Linked DNA regions of Mus musculus: all the other regions are linked to region 5. A link is a loop called in an ENCODE intact Hi-C map of the cell type or tissue named here. Cell type or tissue: left cerebral cortex. All regions are shown on one strand. Region 1 holds the start of Gm35457 (a long non-coding RNA gene). Region 2 overlaps 8430430B14Rik (RIKEN cDNA 8430430B14 gene). Region 3 has its middle 9.9 kb from the start of Gm35457. Region 4 holds the start of Gm35229 (a long non-coding RNA gene). Region 5 has its middle 14 kb from the start of 1810073O08Rik. Region 6 holds the start of Gm36279 (a long non-coding RNA gene). Region 7 holds the start of 8430430B14Rik (RIKEN cDNA 8430430B14 gene).

What was found. A loop is a pair of places that touch in the nucleus more often than their neighbours do. Peaks named below come from ENCODE experiments on the same cell type or tissue, not always from the same donor. Only the 100,000 strongest peaks of a DNase experiment are listed, where the experiment ranks them.
Region 1: it touches region 5 in a loop (2.2-fold over the local background); 16 of 42 quality-filtered maps call a loop at or near these places.
Region 2: a loop joins it to region 5, with 2.1 times the contacts of the local background. A loop is called at or near these places in 4 of 42 quality-filtered maps.
Region 3: it touches region 5 in a loop (2.4-fold over the local background); 15 of 42 quality-filtered maps call a loop at or near these places.
Region 4: it touches region 5 in a loop (2.2-fold over the local background); 11 of 42 quality-filtered maps call a loop at or near these places.
Region 6: a loop joins it to region 5, with 7 times the contacts of the local background. A loop is called at or near these places in 24 of 42 quality-filtered maps.
Region 7: a loop joins it to region 5, with 6 times the contacts of the local background. A loop is called at or near these places in 5 of 42 quality-filtered maps.

The regions. Positions count from the first base shown.
Region 1 is chr17:83,962,354-83,966,353 of GRCm38, reverse strand. It overlaps Gm35457 (a long non-coding RNA gene), which reads right to left and starts at 2,379. Exons shown (of 3, transcript XR_385836.2): 1 at 976-2,379. In left cerebral cortex, no CTCF peak of the experiment used is centred here; a DNase peak (open chromatin) is centred at 2,279; H3K27ac peaks cover 258 bases.
Region 2 is chr17:84,005,867-84,009,866 of GRCm38, reverse strand. All of the region lies in intron 1 of 8430430B14Rik (RIKEN cDNA 8430430B14 gene), which reads right to left. Among named protein-coding and RNA genes, the nearest start is that of 8430430B14Rik, 9.3 kb to the right of the region's middle. In left cerebral cortex, a CTCF peak has its summit at 1,687 (motif pointing left); a DNase peak (open chromatin) is centred at 451; H3K27ac peaks cover 828 bases.
Region 3 is chr17:83,971,882-83,975,881 of GRCm38, reverse strand. No RefSeq gene overlaps it. Among named protein-coding and RNA genes, the nearest start is that of Gm35457, 9.9 kb to the right of the region's middle. In left cerebral cortex, CTCF peaks have their summits at 2,288 and 3,640; DNase peaks (open chromatin) are centred at 2,217 and 3,678; H3K27ac peaks cover 863 bases.
Region 4 is chr17:83,953,051-83,957,050 of GRCm38, reverse strand. It overlaps Gm41638 (a long non-coding RNA gene), which reads left to right. Exons shown (of 2, transcript XR_003952366.1): 2 at 2,915-4,000. Gm35229 (a long non-coding RNA gene) reads right to left here and starts at 2,924. Exons shown (of 4, transcript XR_385830.4): 1 at 2,067-2,924; 2 at 1,728-1,884; 3 at 182-469. In left cerebral cortex, a CTCF peak has its summit at 2,379; DNase peaks (open chromatin) are centred at 2,430 and 3,198; H3K27ac peaks cover 3,446 bases.
Region 5 is chr17:83,901,938-83,905,937 of GRCm38, reverse strand. No RefSeq gene overlaps it. Among named protein-coding and RNA genes, the nearest start is that of 1810073O08Rik, 14 kb to the left of the region's middle. In left cerebral cortex, a CTCF peak has its summit at 2,391 (motif pointing left); a DNase peak (open chromatin) is centred at 2,361.
Region 6 is chr17:84,188,791-84,192,790 of GRCm38, reverse strand. Thada (thyroid adenoma associated) reads left to right here. Exons shown (of 38, transcript NM_183021.3): 38 at 460-2,735. The coding sequence ends at 840. Gm36279 (a long non-coding RNA gene) reads right to left here and starts at 603. Exons shown (of 4, transcript XR_385852.4): 1 at 519-603. In left cerebral cortex, CTCF peaks have their summits at 1,687 (motif pointing right) and 2,901; DNase peaks (open chromatin) are centred at 1,684 and 3,504; H3K4me3 peaks cover 286 bases; H3K27ac peaks cover 625 bases.
Region 7 is chr17:83,995,966-83,999,965 of GRCm38, reverse strand. 8430430B14Rik (RIKEN cDNA 8430430B14 gene) reads right to left here and starts at 1,414. Exons shown (of 2, transcript NR_130994.1): 1 at 1,261-1,414. In left cerebral cortex, CTCF peaks have their summits at 1,995 (motif pointing left) and 3,955 (motif pointing left); a DNase peak (open chromatin) is centred at 1,983.

The DNA.
Region 1 (4,000 bases), 60 kb before region 5:
GTGGCTCTCAACCCTCCTAATGCTGTGACTACCCTTTAACACAGTTTCTCATTATTTATTCCTCATAATTTTATTATTGCTGCTGCTGCTTCATAACTGTAATTTTGTTACTTTAAAAAAAAAAACAACCCAATGTCCCTCACATATTATATCCTGACCACCACCATTTCCCCTCCTCCCACTCCTCCCAGTCCCTCCTCCTACCACCCCTCTCCCCCAGATCCACTCCTTCAGCAGAGGGCAGGCCTAGGGGCGTCAATCAAACACAGCATAGCAGGTTACGATAAGACTAGGCACATGCCCTCCTTATCAAGGCTGGAAGAAGCAACCCAGAAGGAAGAAAAGGGTCCCAAGAGCAGGCAAGAGTCAGGTAATTTTGCTACTGTGATGAATTGTAAAGTAATTATCTAATATACGGGATATCTGATATGCAACCCCCATAAAGGGTTGTTTGACCTCCTCAGGGGTCATGACCCACAGGTTGAGACTCACCAGTCTAGAGTAACTGCAATGCAAGGTCTAAGAAGCAAGAGAGGGCAAACCGGCTTGGGAGCCTTGTCCACGGGGGCTGTGGAGGGTGACTGATGCTTTGGACGCTTCAAGGAGCCACCAGGAGTGTTTAAGTTGGGAAACAACATCCTTTGAGCCTAGCTTTTGGGATAGATACTCAGGGCCACACGTTGCACCAACTGGAAGAGGCTGACAGTCAGGAAGCTCTTGCCATAAATGCCCCTCCCTATGCTTCGATTTCATGGAGAAGAGACAGGAAGAAAAAAAAAATGGAGACACTCGACTTCTCGGGCTGAGAAGTGGGACCTGGGACCACCTGGGGTTCCAGACAGGGCTTGGTCCTGTCAGTGGGATGGGGCTAGGAGATGTTGAATTCAAGTTGGACAAAATGGGCTTGAGATTCCTGTGGGGGCTACCCAGTGGAGGTGCTCGCAGGGGGATTATGGGAAAGAAGTCAAGACTTACAGATGCAACTGTGCAGTCATGTAGTGGGACCTCTTAAACCACTGGTGCAGGTCACACCCTCAGGAGACAGACTTTTGAGTAGATCCTTGGGGAGGTAACGCAATGAGCTGTGAGAGACATGAAGCAGCCAGAGGAATGGTCCAGACATGGGGAGGCAGTTCATACAAGGAGCTTTGGGTAAGAAGGCAGGAGAAGCCGAGGGCTTGGGGTTTCTGTTGGGGTTGGGCCCTAGTGCCCCACAGGTTCTATTAGCTTCCTTGATGCCCCAGCTACGGCTTCAACACTTAGGGCTCTGCAAAGTCAAATAGTTTAAATTTATGATGGAAAATGGCCCTGGGGACTGGGGCAATTTACTGCTCACAAACGGATTCCAACTTGTCCATTAAAGCAGCTTCATTCCAGCCCCAACACCCAGGCATGTTCACACCTCTGGTGAGGAGTCAGGCCTGCCCCGGTGATTAGCCTCTGGGCTCGGCTCTCAAGAGGGACCGGCTGCTCCCCTGCGGGAAACATGACAGCCTCCAGAAACAGGGTCACAGCAGCCCACACTGCCACAGAGAGAGGCCAGGCCTGGCGACAGGGCGACAGGGCGACAGGGCGTCTGCTCTGGCCTGCCCTGGACAAGGCCTCTGAGGGGAGGCAGGCCCTGCCCCCTGGAGCGAATTGTGGTGGGGTTGGGTAACAAAGGACTTTGATGCCAGTTCCCAACTCTGCCATTTAAGAACCCTGTGGTTTGAACAGGCCTCCTGGCCTGAAATCTTTTCCTCTTCTGTAAATGAGGAATGGTAATTCCCACCTTAAGAGGGCTCTCTAATGAGGGGATGAGGTAAGAGTGCTAAGCTAAGCTCAGGGCCCGGGGCTGAGCACTCCCTCCAGAAACCAGATGGGTTCTTAGTACTGACTGACCAGCAGTCTGGCCTCTTCCCCAAAGTGTGAGTTTAGGAGGATGTCGCACAGGGTATAGGGAGCATTTGCTGAGGAAATGCTCACAGGACAGGGAAGCGAGAAGAGTTCCGTTCTTGCATCTTTCCTCTGCTCCTGCCCCTTGTCCGCTTCCTTGAAGGGATGGACTCCACAGTAGGAGTGGAATTGGACCCTGGAGGCTGGGAAAGAGAGAGGAATGAATACTCTGAATTGAGCTGCTGGCCTTGAGGCCTCTGTTGGCTTCCGGCTTCGTCTTTGCTCCCACTGCCCAGACCGGGTGGTCTTTGGGAGTCTGTATAAACATGGAGGTAACTGCCTGGCTTTGAAAAGATGCAGAATTCTTCATTCTACTGCTGAACACTCACCTCCCTGTGTAACTCGCGCTTCTCCTGACTGCACCTCCCACCCCCATGTTCCTTCTCTGGTACTGATGCCATTGCAGCTGTTCTCTTTGCTTCTATTTCATACTTTAAAAACCGAGCCAGGAGCTGGGAAGGAGAAGGAGATTGAGGCGGGGGGGGGGGGGGGGGAGATACAGGTTTTATGGTACTCCCACCCTACACTCCCTTTCCACCCCACCCACTGATCACAGAGCCATGTGAGAAGGAACTCCCTAAGGGAGACATCTCCTGTCTCCCAGGCCCTTAACCCTCGCGTCCCATCCTCAGACAAACCCAAGGCAGCCTCTGAGGCAGAGAAAAAGTGTCCAGCTGTGTTCCGGGGTCCCTCCTCCTGCTGACACACACTCTTAGAAAAAGGGTCATCAGTGAAACTGGTCAGCGCCCAAACCGCTCACCAACCACAAAGGGAGACCCAGGTGGAGCGCGAGGGGAGGGGCCTGTGACAGGCAAGAGACTTGTTTCATACCCTAGGAAGTTTCCATGAAGTCTGTGTGTGTGTGTGTGTGTGTGTGTGTGTGTGTGTGTGTGTGTGTGTGTGTGTGTAACCAGGGAAACAAGATTGACAAGTGTGAGTCATTTGGAGCCAGAGTAAGATGTATGACTTTACAAATCTAAGATTCTGGAGATAAATTCTACAGGTGTTAGAGAGACACCTGAAAATGTATTGCTGTATCCCAGAAGGAGAAAGAGAAGGCGAGAGGACACAGCACCAGGAACGAGGCAGAGTGATCGATTGATTGATCGATCGATAGGCACCCAGTAACAGTCAGGAGACCGCATCTCTGTGAAATGGCTAGCATTGACAGGCTGTGACTGGGGTGGGCCAGCTCTGCTCCTAGCTTTGGGGTTGGGGCTCAGGGAGGAAGCTTATGCTTGCATTTTGTTTTGTTTTGTTTTTTTCTCTGAGTCCATCTGGCTAGTCAGTGGGAGGCTAAGGCAGGCTTACCCTCAGCTGACCACTGCCAGTCCCCCTGGTGCTGCTCTGGTTGTAGCTCTTTCCAGACCCGTCTCATTTCCCTCCCAGCACATGGCCCCTCTCTCAGAAGTCCCGTGGCAGGCCCTCATATCGGTGGAGCAACTGAGCCAATGTTTAGTCAACAGAAACAACTTCTCAGAATGACTCTTTTTCAACTGCCTGGTGTTTGTTTGCTTTGCTTTGATTGGGAGTTGGTGGGTGTGGGGTGGCCAGACGGCTATTGTCTTTGGTATTCCCTCCCCTGACCATAGTTCTCAGTAGGAGTTGAGGTCCTGGGGCCTCTGGGCTCTCTTGCTATGGGCGCTGCTTCAGATCCAAGAACTATAAGCAAATATATTCCTTATCTTCCAGTGAACTCCTCCAGTTGAAGGCCCCAGAGGGTGTGAGTTTACCCATATTTTGGTTGAGGCCAGGAAGGGAGATAGCTTTGGACAAGATCTCTGGAGCAGGGAAAGATGGTGACCTTACAGTCAATTACACAAGTAGCCCCATACTCGCCTCCAGGGCCTCCGGAGACTTTAGGGTCCGTAATGAAAAAGCTTGGGGTCCTCCCCAGCACCCTCGTCCCCTACCCTGTCACCAACACCAAGGAGCACCAAAGAGCTTTGACCCCATTCCCCTGATTGATCGGAAAGCAGGAGTGTAGGTGAAGGGTGCTAGTGTCCTTCCCAGAACCACCCTGCCTCACCCACTTAGCCCACTCCACACACCCCGCCAGGGCACA
Region 2 (4,000 bases), 100 kb before region 5:
CCACATCCCAATGGATGGGGATATGAGACTGTCTTCCCAGGCGTGGTACAAGCCTGCAACCACATGGGGAAAGGGTAGCTCAGCAAAATACGGCAGCCCCGGGTAGCAGAGATCTTCCTGTGGGCCCAGTGGGTCCAGCTGGACGTCTGCTCTAGGCCTTAGCCTGATATGATCTCTAAAGGGCAGGACAAACTCACACCCTGCTTCTCTGTCCTTATCCAGAGAGCAGAGGAGACCACCAGTTCCCCTGGGGACCCCTATCACACCAGGGTTCCCCTAGGACTTCCTGAGCAGAGTGCAACCCTGGAGGAGTCTCCCTAATTTTCTGAAACAGGACCCTGGGCTCCCTGGCCTAGGCTGCCAGGCAGTGAATCAAGGAGAGGGATGGTGTCGGGCTCCCGGGAGGAAACAAGCTTTCATTGTGTGCCCCTGGACCAGGAGGCACAATGGAAGCCTGTGTCCTGGCAGCAGCTGTGTGTTTGGCTCTGGCTGTGGTAGACACTGGCCTTGGAGAGGCACAGAGCCTAGGGGACCCCGGCTGTCTCATGTCCCTCCAAGTGAGACCCACGGGCTGCCTTTCTGTGCCCAACGGACAACCTGTATCTGAGGGTGGTTAATTGTGCCCAAGGGTGCATACCCAGCGCGGAGTCTGACCCACCGTAGGCAAGCATGTGCTTCTGAGCATGCGTGAGCTTTTGAGCATGCGTGAGCACATATGTACTCAAACAGGTGCCTTCCCAAGGTGCGGGCCAGGGAACAGAACTGGCTGACAAGCTTCCTCGGAAGAAATGTTTTTAGGAATGTTTCCATGGGTCTTTCAGTGGAAATGCAGATTGTGTGAGTTAGCAAGTTAGTGAACACATGTGTACTCACATAGACACAGGCTGAAGGTACTTACACAGCCACCACAGTTAGAAGCCAGTCGGACAGAGTGGGGGAGGGTTTCATACAGTGGTCACTGCCCAGACGCTCCCGAGAATCTGATCTTGGTTGCTCCCATAATTCAGCCTCTTCTGACCTTTGACCTCTGCTTCCTGCCGCTTCCTGAATTCTAAAGCCATCAGGGCTGGGGCCCTACGCTTTGCCTGCGTCTTCATCTTCAACAAGAAGTGTCTAGTGGGACCTTTGCCTGATGCATGAAAGTATTGTCAGTCGCACAAAATCCAGAACTCAAGAAAGACTTCCTGGATATTTAATAGATTTAATATTCTCTTCTTCGTCTCAGTTTTAGACTGTCTTGAGCTATGCAAGGTTCTCTGGGAGTTCTGAGCTCCAGGGCGGGGCGGGCTCTTTGGCGTGAGGGGGTGTGGTACTTCCTGTTCACGCAGGTTCAGAGGATGGCCTCTCCCACTGCTGAGCAACACCCTAGTGTGCACCTGGATGGTTAGTTTTCTCAAAAACGATGCTGTTTTTTTTTAAGTGGGAGGGGCCAACAGGACCCTCTTTGAGGTGATAGACCCTCTACTCACTCTTGGACAGAAAGTGCTTTGGTCACACGGCAACTCGATGTACTGTCCCTTGTTGGTTCAGTACAGGGATCTGGGGAGATTGCTTAGTAGGCTTACTATCCCCGTGCAAGTGTGGGCACTAGGGTCTGGATCCCCAGCTCCACGTGGGCAGGCATGGCGGCTGCCTGGAACTCTGGGACTCAGGAGGCCCCCTTCTGGCCTCTGGGAGTACTCACACACACAGCGCACAGACAGGGGCCAGCAAAATACCCACACACATAAAACAAGAGTGGGAAACAAATTTAAATTAAAAAACTAAAATTAATGATTTAAACTACCACACCCCCCCTCCACAATTAAAGTAAATAGCTTGGGAAGTTTTCAAAATAAGGGTTTACTTTTTTTTTTTGAATCGGTTGGCTAAAAATATAAAAACTCACATCTTCAAAATTATTTTGTAAAGAATAAGATTTTGACATTAGGAAAGACAGATGCTCACTATCCAACTGTGTAGTTGATCAGTGGGGGTTACTGTAATGTCTTGATTAAACGGACAGAGCAATAATGCTCTTCTGTCCCCTAAGGTCTCTTAGTGATGGCCTGGACCCTGAGTAAAACTGAACTGGGCCAGGTTTTCCAGCTGCTCTACGGCTTCGTTTAAAAAAAAAAAATTGAGAATGTAATAGCTCGGTCACAGACAGAATAGTGTTCCTTTTAATAAGAATATTTGGTACCGGAGTGGGAGGCTCTACCCAGATACTGCCTCCTGCTTCTGACTCATCTGCTCAGGACATAAAAAAAAAAAAAAAAGTCCCCTTTTCATGTGTATTTATGACAGGGTCTCATGCAGGCCTTGAACTTGTGATTCTCTTGCCTCTGCACCTCCCACCCCCACCCAAGAGCTGGGATTGCAAGCATGCACCACCATTCCCAGACCAAATCATTCTTCTATAAAGAACCTTGGTCGGAAGTTTTATCTCTTTCAACTAGGCTGCCTTCCGCTGGCCTGTCTGTCTATCCCAGACTGCTGGATCCTCAGAGAATAGTTTTAGGGTCCAGTTTGAGATTCAGGAGTAGTGACATTAGCAGTTGTCAGACACGCTAGAGTTGCCTTTGGTGATGGTTAATATATTTTAAACGACAGTGGAGCAGTGGTTCTCATCAGGGAGGCTGGGAACCACTGGTCTATAAGATTTATATGTGGGCAGAAGGTAGGGGGATGCAGCAGGGGGCATCTGGAATCTCAGGTGACTGTCTAATGACCCTTCCTCTTTCTATGAGGGAACATCAACAGACATGCTTTTGTTGAGGGGTGCCTGTGGTAGTCACAACAACTCTGAGGAAGATGGCGACTGCTGCTATGCTCTGAGGTCAATCTTCCACCACAAATGAATTCCACGACACAGGGATCTAGGCTTACGCATCCATTGCCACAGTCATGATAAAAGGCAGCCATCCCCTCCAGGTGCTTCCTTGTGATCTTTGTGTGGTTTGCGATCTGCTCTGCGTGTTATGAGACTATTTAACGGGAACTCCACCCCCTCACACCGCCCCACTCCACCTTACGGCTCCTAGTCCTGGTGTTTCTTGCTTGATAACGAAGGGACTCTCTAAATCACAGAGATCCCTGTTCACAGGGATTTCTGCTGGCTGAGCTCTGCTTATGATTGCCCATAAAATCCATTCCATCTGTCGGTGAGACCCATATGACATAGGGGCGCATTTGAGGACACGAGTCCTGACTTCAGAGCTCAGCACCCTGAAGAGAATGGCGTGCCTGTTTCGTTTTCTTAGAGGGACAACAAATGGTGGCTCTGAGGCTGCTCTACGTCTCTCCACGGTTTTCACACGAAAATTCCCTCAGAACTACATTTAAACGCCCCCTCCAGTGGCCCTCCACCTGTGGACTGTTAGGGTTCAATGTGAAACCTCCCCCTTGAGCCCATAACCGAGCATGTAGTCTCTGCCCCTGGTGCTGTTCGGAGTGCTACAGAGCCCCTAGGAAAGGAGGCCTGGATGATGGAATCGGGTCACGCGGCTCGGGTTTAAGACCGGTTTAGACTGCTTTGGTTCCAGTGTATGCTCTCTGCTCATCAGTCACGATGTGAAATGAAGAGCCGCATCCGTCCTCACACCACGATGGATGGAATGGAAGGCGCACCTTCCCACCATCACAGATGGAGCAGGGCCCGCCATTCCTTCGCAACCGTGATGTACCCCAAACCTCTGACACCACGTGCCAAGATACGTGTTTCAACCTCTAAGTTGCTTCTACCAAGTGTTTTGTCCACATTGACGAGTAATTAAGGCATGGACCACTGCAGGATAACGGGAGAAACGGACACACACAGAGAAACTGTACTAATACGGGGAGAAACGGGCAAGAGGGTGGAAGAGGTGGGGACAGTGTGGGAGCCAGACTGCCTGGGGATCACTGTGACCATCCACTAGTCGGCCATCATTGGAAAGAGGCCCCTTGGTCTTGCAATCTTTATATGCCTCAGTACAGGGGAATGCCAGGGCCAAGAAGCTGGAGTGGATGGGTAGGAGAG
Region 3 (4,000 bases), 70 kb before region 5:
CTAATGTGAGCTAGCCTTTCACTGAGCTGTTTTGTACAGTTACCTTGAAGTCAGCTCTACCCAGCAGACAGTGTGCTTAGAGGATGGGGCACTAAACTAGGGTCTCACTGGCTCACAATTTTACTCCATTGTATTTTAGTTCAAGCATCACTCATTGTTCAGAACTCGGTTCCAAAAGACATACACTTAAGGTGGGTCACCATGGAAGGATCATCTTTTGGCCTTTGTCACAGAGCTAGCTAAGCCCAGGCCTGAAGTCGCATAAGATCTGAATGATGCAGGAGAGTGTGATTTTCTTTGCTTGTTTGGTCTTTTTCCCCTACAAGTTAGCATCATCTTGCCAGCATCTCCTTCTTGGGCTTTGGGCATTGGTTCCAGAACCTCTGTGCTGCCCTGGTCTTTTAGACTTTTTTGCCCTGAGCCTTGGAGAAAGAGATTCTTTGGCACCTGCAGGTTGAGTCATAAGCATGACTTTACCTGTAATGTATCTTTGTCTCAGAACCAATCTGCGGGTAAAGGGAACATGTTCTCAGGCTACCTGAACAGGAAAGCTCAAAGCAGGGCTGCAAGGTCAAAGCCAGTGAGGGCTACATAGTGGGCACTTGTCTCAAAAGCCAAGCAAATAGCTTCACAAAAGAGAAGGTCTCTAATAACAAGCGCTCTGGGCAGGGAAAGTGGCTACACACACACACACACACACACTGCTTCCATCCTCACAGTGCTCCATCTGCCAGTGTTTCAATGTTCTCTCCCCGATGTGACATTTACTGAAATGTAGCTACTGCTGGGAAGGGACAGGAAGCAGGACCTTTAAGATGTGAACAGGTCAAGATCCCTATTGTTATGAGTGGATTAATGCCATTGTTGAGAGAGTAGATAGACTAGTTCCCTCTGAAATGGATTTGTTATAAAATAAAAGTTTGTTCTGTCTCTCTCCCTCTGTCTCTGCCATATTCATTCATTCATATATATATATATATATATCCCAACAATGCTATGATGTAGCAAGAAGGTCTCTTGGATACCTCAGTGTCAGTCTCCTGAATTGTGAGAAGTAACTCTCCTTTCATGATAAACCACCCGCCTGCGGCATTCTGTTACAGACTAAGACAGTCACTCATTCTCCTCTAAGGTTATCGTCGGGCACCAGCTACCCTCTGTTTTGGGACTTCCTTGTTTGCTAGAACTCCTGAGATCCATACCTTCTCAAGTTTCATAGATAATGGGCAGGGTGGAGGTGGGGTTGATATACATCCTGAACAATATTTTACTCTCAGGACCTCAATAACTACACACAATAACTAAAGGTTGGTCACAAAACGTGCCTAGAAAGGAAAGCAGGCAGGATTTGAGCCTGTGGATCTGCCGCATTGAGGGGACGTAGTCCCAGGACCGAATGGGACATCAGGACAGGACAGGTGAGACAAAGCGCCCTCCAAATTTCGATTTCTCGTTTTGGACAGTGTCTGTTCCTCTCTGACTGTGAGTCTTCCTCATCCGACACGTGTAATTGTGACGGTTCTTCGACTGTAACTCCTTGGTTTGGGATTCACCAAGGAAAACAAACCTCCGCTTGCCTGTGAGGGTTTATCTAGATTAGGCTGACTAGGTGGGAAGGTCCACCCTAGAGTGGGTGGTACCATGTCATGGACTGAGGTCAAACATTGAACGGAAAGGAGCCTGCAAGGTGAGCTGCAGCAGCATCTGCTGTCTCTTTGCTTCCTGACTGTGGATGCGGTGAGATCAGCCACCTCAGACTCCTGCCGCCAGGCTTCCCTGACACACTCTGACGGTACCCTCAGGCTACGTACGAACCAGAGTAGACCCCTTTTCCTTAAGTTCCTTTTCTGAGGCATTTTATCACAGCAGCAAGACAAGTACAGAATAGAGTAACAAACCCACACTCCAGTAAGCCCCATCCCTGCAGACGACCCGTCCCTTCCTCTCCAGCCTCTGCAGCAGCCCCACCCCTCCTTCAATGCCGCTCGTCTCATCTCTGCCTTCGGATTTAACTCCACACTCTCAGCTTTCTCCCCTAGGCTCTGTTCTCTCTTTCACCACACCACACACCAGATGTGTTTCTCTTTTACTCGCTGTCTTCCTGCTTGAGGAGGAAGCTCCCAGAGGGCAGTTCTTTCCTGCATTGAATATTGTATCCCAAGGATCTAGAAATGTCTCCAGCACATTGTAAACACTCAATAAATACTCGTGGGACGAATGAACGAATGAATGCATTTCAGAACATCTCCTGGCAAGCCATCTTGGATTCAGGACGGAGTAGCACTGCCACCTGTTGCCAGAGTTTTGTATTGTGAATACAAACTCAGGGTGAGCAGGAAGAGGCTCACCCTCAGGGGGTCAGCCCTGTCACTTGAATCCTATTCCATGTTCCAAATGCCACCACCCGACTGTAGCCATCTCAAAGACCTATAGCCTGTGACTTTTGCCTGTTTTATGCCCCTAGTCTGCCAACACCTGGTGACACCTGGCCAACCATTCTAGGAGTTTGCTCTGATGTGTCTAACATCAACCATGCACAGGAAATATTTCCTAACCAGAAAAGGGAATCATAAAAAAGAGCTCAATCCTGAGAAAGGATGAAAGAGAGAACATGAGCTGTAGGACCACATGGGATGTGGGGCCATGTGGGATGGGGGACCATGTGAGATGTAGGACCACATGGGATGTGGGGTCACGTAGGAAAGGAGACCACGTGGGATGGGGGGCCATGTGTGGGATGGGGGACCACGTGGGATGGAAAACCAATGAGAAAGCCTGAGGGACTAGCCTAGTTCCAGCTCGACTTTGAGTCTGCTTTGGTCTCTCCTCTATAAGAAGATGGCCTTGGGCTACATGGGCTTCAGCCCTGACTTCCCTAACAGAAAGGACAGGAAGTCCATGGCATCTTCAGGTTCTGCAGTCAAGTTGCTTGGGTGCCCGTGTCCTAGTTGAGGGTCTCTTCACTGTTGGTTGTGGGGACCTCTTGACAGCTGGTCTTTTAATTGCAGTTTCCTCTCAAAGCCTTACCCCTGCTTGAGCTCAGCCTTCATGGCCTGGCTCAGGGGCCCCAGTACCATGACAACCAGGATCCTCCCCATCCTACACACACATACACGTACACACACTTTGTGTTTGGTCTGCTTCTTTTAACTACCTAAGGGTTGATCTAAGCTGACCTCTGACTTTCTTTGGGTCTCTGTAGTCTGTCTATGCCAGCAAGGAACGACTGTCCCGCCCCTCTGTTCAGGTTGGGTACCCTCTCCTTCTGGCCTCTGCCCAAGCTCTGCTCAGCCCAGATTTGTGTCCATTGATCCTAGACCGCATGTGATTTAGAAGACATGTTAAGGGTAGGCTTCCTGGAGGAATTCCTGGGGCCTCTGAATCCACCTATGCTGGGTGGTCAGAAGATCTGGTATTGGGAACAATTACCTTGTTCCAGCTCAGGAGGAATGCCGTTGAGAAGCAAGCCAGGCCACCTTGTGACACTGGAGAACTGTCTGCTTGAACGCTTTAAGGAGCCCATAGAAACCCACCTGTCTCCCCTTTCTGTGCCCTGCCCACTTCTACTCTACAGAAAGAGGGGGCTCTCCCTGCTCTGCTTCTCAGCCTCCCTCCCTTTGAGCACTGCTGCTCTTCCAGCCCAGCTGCTGTTCCGGGAGCGCGCCTCTAGGGAAACAATGGACTGAGTGTCCTTTGTCAACTCCTCACCAAGGACTCTGTGAGCTCACTGCCATGGGAGCTGCTTAACTCCCAGAATGCCCTGGCTTGTCCGGCTCCATTTAGGAGCCTGTGAAAGGGAAGGTCCCATGGAAGTGACAGAAGTCATTAAGCCTAACACAGATGAGGTTGCTGTGAAATTTTAGCAGTCAAATTTACATTGCTGGTAAGAATTTTTTTTAAAGGATATCAAAAGATTGGCCAAAAAGCAAAATAATTTTTATAATGATTCTATATTAAAGTTACATTTTTATATATTGAGTTCAATAAAAGCATACTGCTA
Region 4 (4,000 bases), 51 kb before region 5:
ACTTGGGGAGGAACAACGGGGCCCCTTGACTCCAGAGGCCGTTGATGACGTGTTGTAAGAATCAGGAGCCCCAGATAAGGACAATAGCAACGGTCTGGCCTGCGACAGCCACCAAAGTTCCTTCTGCTCAAATCCTGGCTGGAAGATCTTGGGTCTGCTTTCTGGGCTCCCTGTGTCTCACCCTGTTCTGACAGCAGAGTACTCTTGGCACGATGTCTGTTAGAGCAGGCAAGGTTGTCTCTGGCCTCCCTCCCTCTCAGAGTCCCTACGTGTGACCATTCCTGGACTCATCGGTGGACAAGAGGAGGGGTTCTGGTGTCTACCTGGGTTGGACTGGTATGGAACATGAAGAACAAGGACAGAGAGGAGACGAAAAGTTACTCTTGTCTAGGTGTCTGCTCTTTCTAGCTTCTGGCGCCTTCAGAGCCCAGTACTGACTGTTCAATGTTACAGCAAAGGCATCAAGTACCTGAGGTGGAGGGAGAACGGGTGACCAGTAGTGTAGAGACAGGCTAGACGCCAGGCCCACTGTGGGAACCCCATAGCTTGCCCTGGAAGCTCTGATGAAAGGTGGGCAACCCTGTGCCTCTTGGAGGCACCTCAGGGCTCCACCTCTGTAATTTGGACAAGCTGTTCCTCAGACTACTAGACTGTCTCACCAGGAAGGTGCCTCAAGACTACCTGGAGTGCTGAAGGCTGACTACTCTTTCCCCACAAAGGCTCTGTGTTCCTTCCCAGACAGTTGAGCCTGCCTGGGACTTGAACACAAGCAGAAATACCCTGCTGTGAGGCTCTGAGGCTCTGATTGCCGGCCTTAGGAAGGCCTCCGAAGCCTAGAGGCCTGGGAGGAGGCCAAGGTGAGAGGTGGGTGGAGCCACCAGCCTTCTCCTTTCTGAAGCTTCCAGGTGCCGGGGGAGGGATTTCCAGCTTGTTTATGCAACTGTCTGCACTGCGTGCTTTTCTGCAGGTGTTTGTCTAAGCTCAGGTTCCACCCATGTGTCTGATGATGCCTGCAGGCGTGTGCCTCCAAACTCCAGAAACCTGACTTTAGTCTCTACTTTGTGTGAGCACTCTCACCCCAAAACGCTTTACTAAAATAAACCTGCTGCAAACACTTTAACAACCATTTATCCCCACCCTTCTTTCTCGTTCATGGCACAGGCACTAACACCAGCAGGTCTCCACGGTCAATTTAGGAAGCTTGGGAAAATATTGCTTATAATTAAAAGTCTAAAAGGGCCTCAATTAGGGCCGTGTTAGCCCTGCCAGGCCTGGTCCCAAATGCTACTCGGCTACATTCCTGTCCTGGCGGGGAAAGGCTTTTGATTGCTCCAAATCTTCAGTGGCCATGCTGGACCTCACTCTGGCTCTGTGCATCTTACCAGCTGCCCAGGGCACAACCAACCTGGACCTTGGGCTTGCGACTCAGTCCAAGACTTGGTCTTTGTCAGCATAGGACCGAGTCTCCCAGCTCCACCAAGACCTTCCTCCCTGCAGGAGAGCTGGGGGCTGGGTCAACCTTCAGCACCCCTCCTTGGCCAGAGACCAGGCCTCCGGAGGATGAGACAAAGGCAGGGTGCTAAGGGAAAGTGTTGAGAGCTGAGACAGGCAGAGTTCAGGCCTCCTACTCCCACACCCACCTCTGTCTGAGCAGCAGGAGGTCCCTAACCTGGAGTACAAAGAGCTGTCAGGGAGGGGAACAGGATGGGAGCAAGATGGTCACACACCTGACCTCTTACCCTCTGGGGTTGAAAATGTGTAGCTCAGGTGAACTGCTCTACCCCGGCATCTATGAGGCTGAGGGCGCTGAGGGAAGAAACATGGGGCACGTCGTGGTACTGCCTCCTCCTCCAGGAGTGAAGGCCCCAAGGGCTGCTGTCAGGGCTGGGTGGACAGAGGTTCTGAGTCAGTTCCAGAGTGTGCTGTCCCTCCCCGCACGTGGCCACAGCACCCACTGACACACTTAGACAAGGGCGAGAAAGTCCTCCCTCCCCCATCCACATTCTGTTAGCCCACAGTGACACCATTCACAGTCCTAAGAGAGTCACTGTAACATGCACACAGACCTCTCTTGGGTCCCTCCATGTGGACCCCATCTTTTGCAGCCTGGGCTGTCTCTAGTGCCTCTCTGAGTAGGAGAAGCAACTGCAGGCCACAATTTGTCCCCAAGCCCACTGGCTAAATCTGCCTAAGTAGGACAGAGTTGGAGATGTCTCAGGACGCCGGCCTTGGTATCCATCCCTCCCAGTGGATCTCTGAGGAAGGCTGAGGCAGAGTCAGGCCCCAGCTGCCGGGGAGCTGGGAGCGGCAGGGGAAGGGTTACAGGCTAACTAGAAAAAACAATTCCTAACGGGAAAGGCATTCCAGCCCTGCTTAGCTGGGCCGCCAGGCCGTGGGTGGTTCTTGAATTATGCATTTCCTTGAACACAAAAAAAGCAGAGTTCAGGGCAGTTCAGCTGTGCCCTGGATCTCACTCCGGGCCTTTGTTTCCAACCGCCTCAGAGCCCCTCGTGCCTGCACACACGCACACACGGTCCGCCTGGTCCCACCAAACATCCACTGGGACAGTGTTGGCATTAGTGTCACCAAAAGCCAGCAATCAGAGTGGGAGCAGGCTGCTAAGGGACTTTGAAAACGGAATGCAGAAGTGGCCAGGGCCCTGAGCAGCGCTGTCTGCAGTGAGGCACTGGAGACATTTCTTCCCCATTCTCTTTCCATAGCGATGTGGTTGGTGCCCCTGCTTTGTGGCCAGGCCCAAAGCTACACTTGCAGGGCTTATGGTCAGGGAACCCTGGTCTTAGTTCTACCCCTTGGTTGTCATCAGGGATAAGTAGAATCCCCAAGCCCGCCAGACCAGCCTGACTACCCAAACCTAAACTTCTCTCTTTTTCTTTTTCTTTTTTTCTTTTTAAAGGGCCAGTGAGTTGGCTTAGCAGGCAGTGGCACCCTGAGATTGTGGTAGATCAAGCTCTGGAACCCATGCATAGGTGGAGAAGAAGACCCAGCTCCACGAAGCTGTCCTCTGACCACCTCACACATGGTATGGCATGCGCACCCCCAAACAGAAATCAACAACAACCAAAGATCTCAACTGGCTTGGGAGCTGCAAAGGGCCAGGCATGCCAGCCAGAGCACTTCCCTGAATGGGACCTCAAAAGAAGTCTCGGAGGCGTGGCTGATGACAACCACTCAGATTCATCCATTGCCTTCTTTGTCAGAAGGACATTCCCCAAGCACGGAGCCCTCACAGAGAACAGCTAGTCTTTAAGAGGGACTTGAAGAGGTTATGCAGCTGAAGCATGGTCAGGGCTGCTTGTGAACTTTCGGGAGCTGGCAGGGAGGCCTGGACCTAGAGAGGGGCTGGGCAGGATGGATGCAGGCACAGGGCACCGAATACCAAAGGTCAGAGGGGAGCGAGACTGGAGATTGCTGAACTTACAGAGATCCCTGGGCTTGTATCAGAATGTGGGGGACAGGGCAGGGGACAGAGAGAAGGCTAGAGGAAGCATGGGGCCAGCTCGAAGAAGCCAATTTCTGCCTCAGAAGCCAGGGGTACATGAGGTAAAAAGAGGGGAGCCTTCCAGGACCTTGAGAACTAGCCTGTTTTAGCCAGTCTGATTCTTGGAAAGAGCAGCAAAGTCGGGCAGGCAGTCAGACATGACAGGTTAACTAGGCATGGTGGTCCAGGCCTGTAATTCCAGCTACGAGGGAGACTCAGGCAGGAACGTCACAAGTGCAAATCCTATTTGAGCTACAGAGTGAAGCGAAGAAGAGTCTGAGCAACTTAGTTAAGGTTCTGAATCTAAGAGTAAAAGCAAGAGCTAGGGAGATGGCTCAGCTGGTAAAGTGCTTACGTCATAGGAATGAATGTATGAATGAGTTAACTCCCAGCATCCCTGGTTAAAGACCATCACTGGGGAGGCAGAGGCAGAGGCAGAGGCAGAGGCAGAGGCAGAGGCAGAGGCAGAGGCAGAGGCAGAGGCAGAGGCAGAGGCAGAGG
Region 5 (4,000 bases):
AGAATTCCCAAACTCTTGCCCTCACTCACATGAATGGCCTACGTGCCACTCACTCCTGCAGACAGCACGGGGCAGCTAAAGGAAGCCAAATTCAGGCACTTCCTCTGTCCTTCCCTTCCTTGTCATGGGGTCCCACAGGCATGTCCAGGGGAATTCCTTCTTCCAATTCCCATGAGAAATAAAGCAAGTCTGCTCAGCCAAACCCGCACCTCTCCTCCCAACAAGGTCTGGGCCTGTGGGGGAAAAAAGCCAACAGCTCTCAAGCCAGACTTCTCTGTAGCTCTGGTCTTGAAAGACGGCCTGTAACTGTTGTCTTTGCTGTTGCCTGAGGTCCCTCCCACCTCGGGTATGGGGCTCTCTACTCTCTACTCTCGCCATCCAGGTCTCATCCCATTTCTCTGTACATAAGGCATAGATGTTGTGAGTGAGCATCAGTTTGGAGCACAAAACACTGTCTTCTCTCTCCTCGAAGCAGGAATTGTGAAGATTCACCCTCCAGGCTGAGAGAAAGCATGACTAAGGAATAGTATTGAAAAACAACCCATTCCAACCATTGTGATGGTAAATTCTGTGTTTTCAATTGCAAGTCTTTAAGTTTTAAATTTTTTAATGAAAAGTTCTTTTCTTAAAAGAAAAATAATAATCAGTTCAAAGCCAGAGATAGTGGCACACATCTGGGATTCTAGCACTGAAAAGGCTGAGGCAGCAAAATGACAAGTTCCAGGCTAATCTGGGCTACACAGTGAGACCCTTTCAAAAAGAGAGACTGAAAGGGTAAGGGGTGGGTTTGGGGTTTTTGTTTTTTTTTTTTTCACTTCTAATATATCATTGGCCAACAAACTTTGGTTCATTTAATTTCTAACTAAAGCATGAATTTCCATGAATTTCCAACACAGTGCAGCCTATAGGATAGAATGCAACATATCCTATAATTCAAATTTTTCTAGAAGTCAAGCTTATAAAGTAGAAAGAAACTGATAAAAATCATTCAAACAACAAGTTTCCTTAACTCAAGATACGGTTTCTACATGACATGGTGGCGAACAATAATAATAAGCGATTTTTCTATTGTTCTTGCCTTCCTTTTCCCTGTTTTTAAAAAGCCACTGTAGGCAGATGCGGTGCTCTCTCTAGTGATCCCAGCATCTGGGAGGCTGAAATTCAGTGGGTCTAAGTCTGAGGCAAGCGATCCTGGGCTGCATATCAAGATCTTGTTGGAAACAAAAGAGAGAACACAGAACGAGAGAGGAGAGAAATGGAGGAGAAGAGAGAGAGAGAAGAGAGGGGAAGGAAAAGCAGAGATGCAGTTAAAAACAGGCACAGAGAAAGCAGGATGCAATTGAGAGTCTCCATCTCGTCTGGTACCAACAATGATCACTTAGAATCAGCCAAAACCACTGACTAGGGATAAGAAAGACCATAGAATTTATACACTCTGATTTTTTTTTTCAGGGATCAACCCCCTCTCCCAAAGAATGTACAAACAGAAAGGGGCTTGAGATGTTTCTCAGTGACAGGGCATCATCTCATAACAGGCCACCCTAGAGCTGGCGCTAGGGGTCACTAATTCAGATAGCCATTTAATGGCCAATTCTCTGCTGTTGGACCCTTTCCAGTCAGTTTTCAATTTAGACCAGGCCACCAGGACCACCATGTCAGTCAAGTATAAACCAAGAGCTATGTTTGAAAGCTGAGGCGCCCCTGTCGCTGGCTTGCTCAGGAAACCCAGGGAAGGCCTCCCATCCCTGCCTCATTCACTTAATGATGAGCATGAAAAAGAGACTCTACCCCATGATAAAGACGGAGGACGTTCCAAATAATCATACCAATAATAACTAAAGACCATGTGTTCACTGAACCTTGGGCACATCTCTCCCAGGAGTATCCATATTTCAGGTGATCAAAATACATGCCTGACAAGAGATCTCTGTATTCTCTGTATTGAAAGCTCAACTCTGCTGGCTGAAAATGAAATTTAAACTTTTTTGAAATGTAAGATTTGCTGACTAACTTATTTTACTTTGTCTACTTTATCTGGTTGTTCTGGGAACGGAAGCCTGAGGCGCTGTAGGTGCTAAGTGAGAGCTGCATTCCTAAGCCCACTTCACCTTGGAGCTCACCAAAGCTGCTCAGGGTGGCCTTGAACTCACTGTGTAGCCCAAGCAGCTCTTGAACTTGGGATCTTCCCGCCTCAGCACCTCACCTCACCTCACCCCACCCCACAAGTAGCCGAGCATTCCTCACCAACCCAGTTTCATTTCTACACATTCTTGCAAAACAGCAAGCCCCAGAACTGTCTGTCTCGGCCAGTTACAGTCAACAATCCCAGTTTAAGGAAGAAAGCCCGAGGTGTAATTAGAGCATCACGATGCAGTACTGCCACCTGTCGGCAGCCTCAATCCCAGCACGTTCCCCAGGAGGATACAATCAGCTTCTAGGACTGTTTCTTTCAAAATGTGCTCTCTGATCCACGTAGCTTGTTAAAAATGCACATTGCTGAGCCATGTAGGACCCGAGTCCACATGACAGACACCAAACAGCCACACTTAACTGAATGTCCCAAGTGATCTTTATGCACAGTAAACTCGAGAAAATGATCAATCTAAAGGACTTGTCTAATCGATGCAAGCTGAGAAAACTCAGAGGCAGCGAATGCTGGAGAACTCGTTTTCCCTGATGCTGAACAGAGCGAAGACTGCTATTTGTTGAGTCTGGTGGGATCCACAGAGTTGGTTTATGTAGAAATAACACCTTGTGCCTAGTACACAAAGCTAAAACAAACCTAAGTCCCATCTCCCTGTCTCTGTCTCTATGTCTCTTTCTGTCTCTGTCTCCTTGTCTTTGTCTCTCTCTGTCTGTCTCTGTCTCCCTGTCTCTGTCTCTTTCTATCTCTCTCTTTGTCTCTCTCCCTCTGTCTGCCTCTCTCTCTTTCTCTCTGATGACACCCCAAAACCCTGTCATCAGGTACCTGTAGCTCCCCTCCCTTGTCACCCCAGCCCAACTCTGTCCCCTTCACATCTGGATCCAGCCAGCTGCTTCAGAGCCCTCTCACTTCACCTCCATTCCTTGACCCTGCTGCTTTATAAACCTTGCAGTACTCACTACCCGTCAAGGTGACAGCTTGTCCCGTATCACCTTCCCAGAGGCCTCTCTGGGGAACCTTTTAGGCTAAACTAGGTTCTCCCCTCCTTGCTAACCACAAAAATTTGCTATATGCAACCACATTGCCTGATACACACATCCTGCCCACACGCATGACTGTAAACTCTTCACAGGCAGAAAGAGCTGTGTCTCCAAGAGTCCCCAACCTGGCAAAACCTCTACCTTGTAGCTAGCAGGCTTCCCTCAGCCTTTGTAGAATGAATATGTATTTTCAAAAACAACAAGAAATCTGTCTGATTTTTTTTCCCCAATGGTAAAGCGGTAAGACTGGGAGGGTGCAGGGAGAGGGCAGGAACAGAGCAACCTGGGAATGTCCTCACCACCTCCCAGGAAAGGAGCGATTTCCCCAGAGGACAGAGGCCTGTCACATCTTGCCCAGCTAATCTGACAGAAGCCAGCTGCAGTGGTTGTCCTGCCCTGGGGAAGACGTGCTGGGGCTGGGAACCACTTGCCACTGTTTGCCCCTGGGGACAGGGCCACAGGGGAACGGTAATTGACTTGTCTCCGAGATTTATTTATTAATTCCTAGCTGCACCATTTGATGTGGTTTCCAGGAGGCACGAGTTGAAATCTGTTCCCTGTCTTTACCCCACAACCCAGTGAAGCAATGGTCCCTAGGGAGCCCGGTAAACCTCAGGGCCAGCTCACCAGAGAGACTCCAGGCAGGCAGGGTCTAGACATGGTGCCCACCACACAGAAGGGCTGAGCTCCTGTGATGCTGCAGATTCTGATACTGGTAAGACTGAGTAAGAAACCTCAGGAGGATGCTTAGGAGGCCTGGATCTCCGTGGGATGTGTAACCGTGCTTTTGGGCTACTTTATTGGGTTCTTCTCTCTG
Region 6 (4,000 bases), 290 kb before region 5:
AAGATGATATAACAAAGTGTTTTAGATGAAATGACCCTAAACCCCCATAGCATTCTAGAAATTTTGTCTCTTTTGTGCTGCTATCACACATGTCCCAGTAACTCTCTGCTCTGCTGTCCAGACTTCCTTTGTGCCTCCTCTGAATTTTCTCGGCACACCTTAAAACCTAAGATTTTTCTCAGTACACCTTAAAACCTAAGACCCACTTCCGCACCACCAGTTCCCCAAGTATCTTGGCTTGGAGCTAATTCACATCTTTATCAAAGGTCGTGGTCCGGCTGGGAGAGAGGTATTGAGTGAAAGTAGAAGGTGACCTTCAGAGCGGCAAGTGCTGTGGCACGGGCGCTGACAGCCCCAGTGGGCCCTGTCAGGAATAGACACAGCTCCCACATCTAGTGCTGTGCCTGGCTCCACAGGACTCCTCGGAGACTTACTCTGGCTGTTTGTCACTTGATGTAGGGGGAAGAAGAGCATATCTTTGAAAAATCAGAAGTCAACTTCTGGGCTGAGACTCTGACCTTCGTGAAATCCCTGTGTAGGCAACTCTTCCATCTCCTCTGTCAATCTGGCTGGCAGTCCCCTCACTCCCAGAAGCTCTGTCACTTGCAAAGGATAGCATCAGAGCAGAGTCACCTCATCTCTCAGCTCTTCAGAGAACTTCCACTCTCAGCTGAGTTTTTGAAGACAGTGGAATACACGAGGCTGCGCATTCAGGAGGAAAGGACTTTGGCTGTCCTGAGGCTGTTGGCCTGCCTGGAAGGAAAGGAGGGTCTCAGAGCCGAAGACTGCCCTAGGGAATGGAGACAAGTAATGGCCCCAAGAACAGAAGCAGCATGCTGAAGAAAGGTGGCTGGGCCTCAGCTCAGGTCTGCAAGACACATACATGGTGGACACCAATTGAAACTCTTTTCCTCAGGTGCCTCCCCACTTCTGGGAGTCTAGGCTTCTGTCCCTTCCTACTGAGGACCTTGTCTGCAGCACACTCATTCAAGGCAACCCAATTAGTTGCAGCTACCTAGGAAGTGAAGCTGCTGTCTGCAGGTTTACTGTCTCCAGGTGCAAGCCACCTGCAGGCCTGAACTAGTCAGTTCTATCCCAAAGCCAGCGCCCATTTCCCCATACACTGACTGCATTGAATTCAGTCTTAGCTTACATGTCTCTCTCTCTCTCCCTCTCTCTCTCTCTCTCTCTCTCTCACACACACACACACACACAGTGCTCTTTCTCTCTCTCTCACACACACACACACACACAGTGCTCTTTTGTTTGGTTTTGTTTAGCAAATACCTATTTGGTCATATTTATAAACTTTTATTCCATTTTAGTAAAGGGTATGTTTGATTCTGGGAATATTAAGAACCTACAACATGCAAATACTTGCATTTTACTATCTACCTGCCCAAGTCCTTCAGTGGTCCATATTAAGAGTCCCCACTGTCTTACCCAGAAATGCCTGCGAAGGCTAGGAACCCTTGTCACCCATCACTGGCCTCAGCTATTGGACAGAGCCTGGGGAAAGGGAAGCCTGAGCAAATGCTTAATTCATTCGGTGCCACCACTGTACACCGTCCTGTGATTGGTGGAGACAGCAGAGTGCCAAGAAACACATTTACCCACTTTAGGTGATTCCATATAGAAACCGGAAGGGTTTGTCACTTCAGGCCCAGCCCAGCTGGCATCCTCGAACACCAGCAGGTGGCGCTCTTGCACACATTATGCTGCTGGTCTAGCGCTTTTAGCCTACTCTTTTAAAACTTTTTAAAACTATTATCAGCACCTGTACATGATAGGAGGGCACCCATGCCCCAGCATGGATGTCTGAGGAAGTTGAGGGACAACTTTATAGAGCCAGCTCTCTCCTCCCGCCTCTGCATGGGCTTCAGAGATCGACTCAGGCTCAGGCTTGCAGAGCACGCACGTTTATCCACTGAGCCGCATCATGTGGCCCAGCTTACCATGCTACGTGTGCTTCCAGAGTACGTGACACCCGCAGACGCTTGCCTTCAATTCACGGCGTGGATGTGTTGCTGTAGTGTGATCCACATTCCCAGTTATCCACAAAGACCATGCCAGCCATAGAAGGAACTTGTAGGGCCTATAGCTATGTTCAGATACTTCTCAGTGAGTAGTCACTTAGAATCATGAGGAAAAGGGAGAGAGGCATTCTATATGCTAGCTCCTCCTGCAGAGACGCTGACATTTCACATGTAATTGGTCTCAGAAGAAAACCATCCTGCACCACAGAAACACGGCTGTGCTGGAGTAGAGACCTGTACGCAGGGAGAGGGAAGTCAGGAGCTGTGTCCTTCCTGGCCATGAAGAGGAACAGAAATCCCCTGGGTGGTCTTAGAAACACTCAGCACCCTGGGGTCTGTGTGGCCCTGTAGTAATTACCTAGTTAGGCAGTGCAACCCACTGCTGATGAAAAATTGAAAACCTAACATTGTTTAGTTTGTTTTGGGCTTTGCTTTTAGTTTTCTGAGTCAGGCTTGCTATTTACACTAGGCTGGCCTCAAACTTGTGTTAATCCTCCTGCCTTTGCCTCCTGAGTGCCAGGATTCCAGGCATACACCACTATACCCAGCATTACACTACTTTAAGATCTAGTTGGTGAGAGGGGCTGGTGGTGACAACCTTGGGAGATTAATTCTGAACAGGACCCAACCTTCCCTCTCCCCTTCCATCTAAAATGAAATAAAAGCAGTTACATGACAATAAAACCATCTCACATTGGCAGGCATGCTGTCCCAAAGCATGTTTCAGAGCAGGCTTATGTTATCTCCAAGTCCATCCTACCAAGTCTGCCATTAGCTGGGACTTACCCCAGACTTGGATCTTGGCTGGCTGTGGCCAATCTGGGAGGACAGGAGGGATGGATGGCTCCACAGGTGGGCTTGTATCTGCAATCCTGCTAGCAGTAGCTAGGGGAACGACTGCTGCATGCTTTCCTGAGAGAAACCAGGAAAACCTTAGTCACAGCCTCATGCTTACATTTGGGGTCCTTTCAGCCACAGAACCCAGCAGTAATAGGGGCAAGAGCAACGTGGGTGGGAAGAGTGAAGCAGCCATCTTCCCTAAGTCACTACACTTGAGGGTCCTAAGATCTGGGTGGCCCCTTGCTCAGACCACAGCCAAAAGCCAGTTTGCTTTAATATATAAGATGGTGAGGGCTTTGTTCCTTTATAGGGGTATGGTCTCACTCTCACACTAAGCTGTGCAAGGCTAGCCTAAAACTCACCACAGTTTGTGATTAGTGCTAGGACTATAGGCATGAACCACCGTACCCAACCCACTCAGCACTACGTCCAAGACACTACAGTCTTCTGGCAGCCATTGGCTCTACCTACAGGGGCAGCATGCACTGCAGTGTGGCCAAATGCACCTGGACTCAGGAGCCTTTGAGTGACAGATCTACCTCCTTAGCTTCAAGGTTAACTGATACAGCCCAAGTGCACACTGGACTGGGTCAACCAGACAGGAAGAGCAACATGGGAAGGATGTAGTTGGTCAAGCAGCCTTCTCTGGCAACTACTGGGCCTTCCACCCAGGGCAACCCGGACTGCCAGCTGGGTGAATTCATGGGCCCAACTCCAGCTTTTGGCAGCCAGTATGAAGTGTAGGGATAAAGGGTTCTGGACCTGACCAGATGGGCCTCACGGGGTGGGGGTGGGGGTCGCTAGGTGTGTGGAGGTGTGTGTGTGTGAGACCCCTCTCAAAAAGAGCCAGGGGCCTTCTGGGACTGCTTTTTCCATGGAAAGCTGGTAGGAGTTGCACTAAAGGCAACCGAATGAGGACCTCTTTCCCCCAACCTGGGTGGTGGTTCAGCAATCACCGCCTCGCCTCCGGCAGCTCACACAAAGCTTAGATTCAATGCCGCGCCTCCCACAGCAGAAGGAGGAAGGTTGCAGGATTCGACAGGCCAAGGCTGTACAGGCGGGAAGCCTTGGCTAGGAGCTGCACCCACATCCCCGAGAGGAGGCCAGGCCAACCAGCAGGCACA
Region 7 (4,000 bases), 94 kb before region 5:
CTGGACACAGTCTGTCACTGCTATCTTTCCTAACTCTGGGATCTGGACAAGTGATGGACTTGTGTCTCCTTTTTCTAATTTGTGAACGTGGCGTAGAACAGCCCCCTAGCGCATAAGCTATTAGGCTAGTCAACGGAGATCATGTTCAGGAGTGTGTGCTCCTATAGAAGGTGTCCCTCTCTACCTCTGCTCTTGGTATGTGTATCTCTTTATGCCTTCCTCCTTGCTCCTGGCCAAGCTTCACCATCATCCTCGTCCCTCTGGCACATAGTGAGTTAACTCCTTGGTCTCCATTAGGGGCGAGAGGAGGGGTCTACACCTATGTGGGTCTCCAGAGAGCTCCACATCACCTCGAGGGCAACATTCATCCATACATTGCATTTGCCTCTTTGACTCCTCCAGAGGACGAGGCGCCCAGTGGGGGAATTTTCAGTCCCTTCTGAAAGGGACCTCTCCTGAAAGCCGGGCTGGGCAAGCACAGGTAGTAGTAGAATATCCTTGAGCCCCACCCAGGGCCTGCGCCCTCCCCTCTCCTTCTCTTTGTCCCTTCCCTACTCCAGCCTCGCCTTGCCTGAAGCTGTGGGACACCCAAGGCCCCAGTCCTGAGAGCTTCCAGAGGGGCTGTAACCCTGGGTGCTGGTCAATGATTAATACTGAGCAAACTCAGGACCAGGCGAGGGCTCCCAGCAGGGCTGGGATCAGACAAAGGCCCCCCTGTCTGGCTGAGACACCATCTTGGTGAACAGTTACTGATTACCCTGTCAACTCCAGCAGAGAGGTGGGGTGGGTGGCTGCTATCTCGCCAGGGTGGAGGGTGCTCTGGAGGTGGGGGAACGTGGGTGGGAGATGGGTTAAGCTCTTGAGCTCCGGCTTCACTTTTATGAGCTGCACGGGGTGAGGCTGGTAGCATGAGGGTCTGCGGTGCTCAGGGTGTTTCCGTACCTGTCTGTCACAGGGTTGAGGAGAGACAGGTGCCTGCCTCCAATAACAGCTCTCGGCCACTCCCTTCTAACGTTCCAACACTTCCTCCCTTCCTTACAAAACCGGTTGTCTTCTTTGTGCTGGGCCATAGAATCCCCCTGGCTGCCCCACCACCACTTAGCCCCACAAACTTCTATGTTTTCCGCCTCACCTCGAAATGTTCTTAAAAATTCTTCCTCCCTCCCTTCCTCCTCTTCTTCCTCCTTCAGGAACCTCTGTCAGTTTCCTACCTTGTCATCCTGGTCTCCTCCTGCCTGGGTCCCGTCTGCTACATCTTACCTTAATGGTGCTCATCTCTTTCCAGGGTCTTCCTGCACTGGGCACCCTCTGCTTCCATGTCTTGCTGCCCAGCCTTCAGCGCACCACAGGTGCATGGCCTAGGCCAGCTCTGCCTGGCAAGTCGGGGGACTTCAGTTCCAAGGACAGAACAAGTAGGGAGTGAACAGAGTGCCAGGAGAGCTGGAGGGGCCCGTGGGACTCCTCCACACCCCTCGCTTTTCCTCTAGGACTAAAGACTGGAGATTAGGAGACAATGGGCATACCAGTGGGCACAGTTCACCCTGCACAGAGATGCTGGTGTCTATGATGTCCTTCATTGACAGAGCCACCTCGCCGTAGGCAAACACCCCAGCTAGGCATAAGGAGTACCTTCTGAGGGCCTGAGGGGGAATGCCATTGGGAGGTGAGGGGAGCTCAGAAGACCCCGTGGGGGCATTCCACTGCCAACTGCATCCCCCACTATCCTGGTCCTGGAGTTGCCTTAGCTTGTGAAGTTCATTAAGTCCAGACTTGCCCTGAGGACCTTAGCGATGAAGAACAAGGGCACCGAGACCCAAGTGAAAGGCAGGGAGAGCGAGGGCGAGACTAGTAAGTGGGCTACAGTGGGTGGATAAGGTGAGCGCCCAGGGGCCAGCTCCCCGGAGGCCAGCTCCTCTCTCCCTTGCCCAACAGGTTTTCTGGGCAGAAAACTCAGCTCCTAAATCTAATCTCAACAGGAGGGCGCCACCTGCTGTTGGGGAGGCTAATGTGCCCCTTGCAGATTGGACTGGAGAACTTGGCGTGGAGGCTCCTCAGGGAACAGATGCTCAGTTTGGGACTGTAGTGCATGGACTGAGCCTAGAAGACTCTCAGCAGGCTTAACTGCAAACCATGAGGCGCCTCCCTCCTCTTTGCCTTCTACGGCTCCACTCATTCCGGCCACCCTAAGGGAGTCTCTTGTCTTCAACTGGACCTCCAGTGTCCACAGCCCAGTGTCCTCAACCTCCTTCAAGGCTTCTTGTAAGAGCTAATATTGGGACGGGGGCTTCAGGGCCAGAATTCTTTCCCAGAAGCAAGCAGGGCTCAGCCTGCCGCTGGAGCCGGGCCGCTCTGAGATGGGCAGGGTGGGCTCCGCTACATCTTCCGCTGAGGAGTTGGGCTGACACCTTTGTGCCTCCTCCTAAAGGCCTCTTGGCATGTTTCTGCTCTAGGCAATAGCTGGGGACCCAGGTTCCCCTCCAGGACCACCTTCCCTGATACCCTACTATCTCACAAGACTGATTCCTTCATGCCTCACTAAATTCCTGCGCGACCTTACTGATTTCTAACGCCCCTTGCCTGGCTCACACATCTCTTCTGACCTGTCCAACTTCATTTGCAACACTCTTTCATGGTGTGGAACTCTACTTGGTGGGGCTTACTCCACACTCTCCAGTGGGGTTAGCTCCCATATGCATGGATTGCCACCCCCCCCCCCCCTTAGGCTTCGTAGATTGCCGTACTGGGAGCTTCCCGCATTAAATGGAGCTTCCTGAAAAGAGTCAGCCTCCATATCTACAGCCTAAGAATTGGGCAGGAGTGAACAAATGAGCACATGAGTAAATCCATAGCCAAAGGTGAGAACCCAAAAATGTAGTGTTCTGATCAAACAGAAGAGCAGCTGCTCAGGCCTGGCCCATGCTCTCGCTCCTTCTCTGAGTGCTATCTCCCACCCCGATTGCCTAGAGATCCTTAGGAGACCTACGTGGGCACCATTCTAGGAGCCCCTAGCGGAACCCCAAGCTCAGAATGATCTTCCCTGACTATACGTCTTTCTCCCTGTGTCCAGGAGCTAGCCCCATCTCTCGGACAGCCACCAAGAGTTCCTCATCTTATAAGTGGACAGGTCTCCTTTTGCAACAGGGAGCTCGGCTCAGGATTGGTCAGGGGACCCAGGTTGTTCCACCTGGCTGCTGTCTGGCTGTGCAACTGGCCACCCTCAGAAAGCTCCTATTACGACGTTTGGACCTCAAGCCTTTTCTGGTCTCATCAGAGGCTATCTCATGACCTGTAACACCATGACCTTTCTGAGAGCAAGGGAAACATGGAAAGCGTGGCTTCTGTGGGTAGGCATGGAAGATCTCCCACCAACATCCCCGCCCCCAGTGTGAATAAGTCATTTCACATTGACTTACTAAGAGGGAAGCTATCCACAGTACCACACACTTAAGAAGCCCCACAGAGAGGTCTTCTGCTGATGGCTAGAGGCCTCATTCAGGTGTCCCTTGGAATCAGCCTCAGATACCCACAGTCCCTCCCAACATCTTTATTACAGCCTAAGGAGACCATAAGCAGAGTCGCTAGGCAAAGCTGTTTCCAAATTCCTCAACTACCAGGAGTCTGAGTGAATACCTTACTTGCAGCTGCAGTTGTAGGCCAGTTCATTCTGCCACACTAGGTAACCATTGTAGAGTTAGATGCTTTTACTGCAGTAAGCGCCTAGCCACGAATTCACAACGAGTCTTAAAGAAAGGCTTGATGTCTCGAGTCAAAAGTGCTAAGCCACCAGAGGAACTTACACAGGCATGTGGGTGGCAGGGTTGAAAATCACACTCCATGGGCTGGTGAGGTGGCTCAGTGGTTAAGAGCACTGGCTGCTCTTTCACCTTCAAGTCCCAGCAACTACATGGTGGCTCACAACCATCTGTAATGAGATCTGATGCCCTCTTCTGGTGTGTCTGAAGACAGCTACAGTCTATTCATAGATAAAATAAATAAGTAA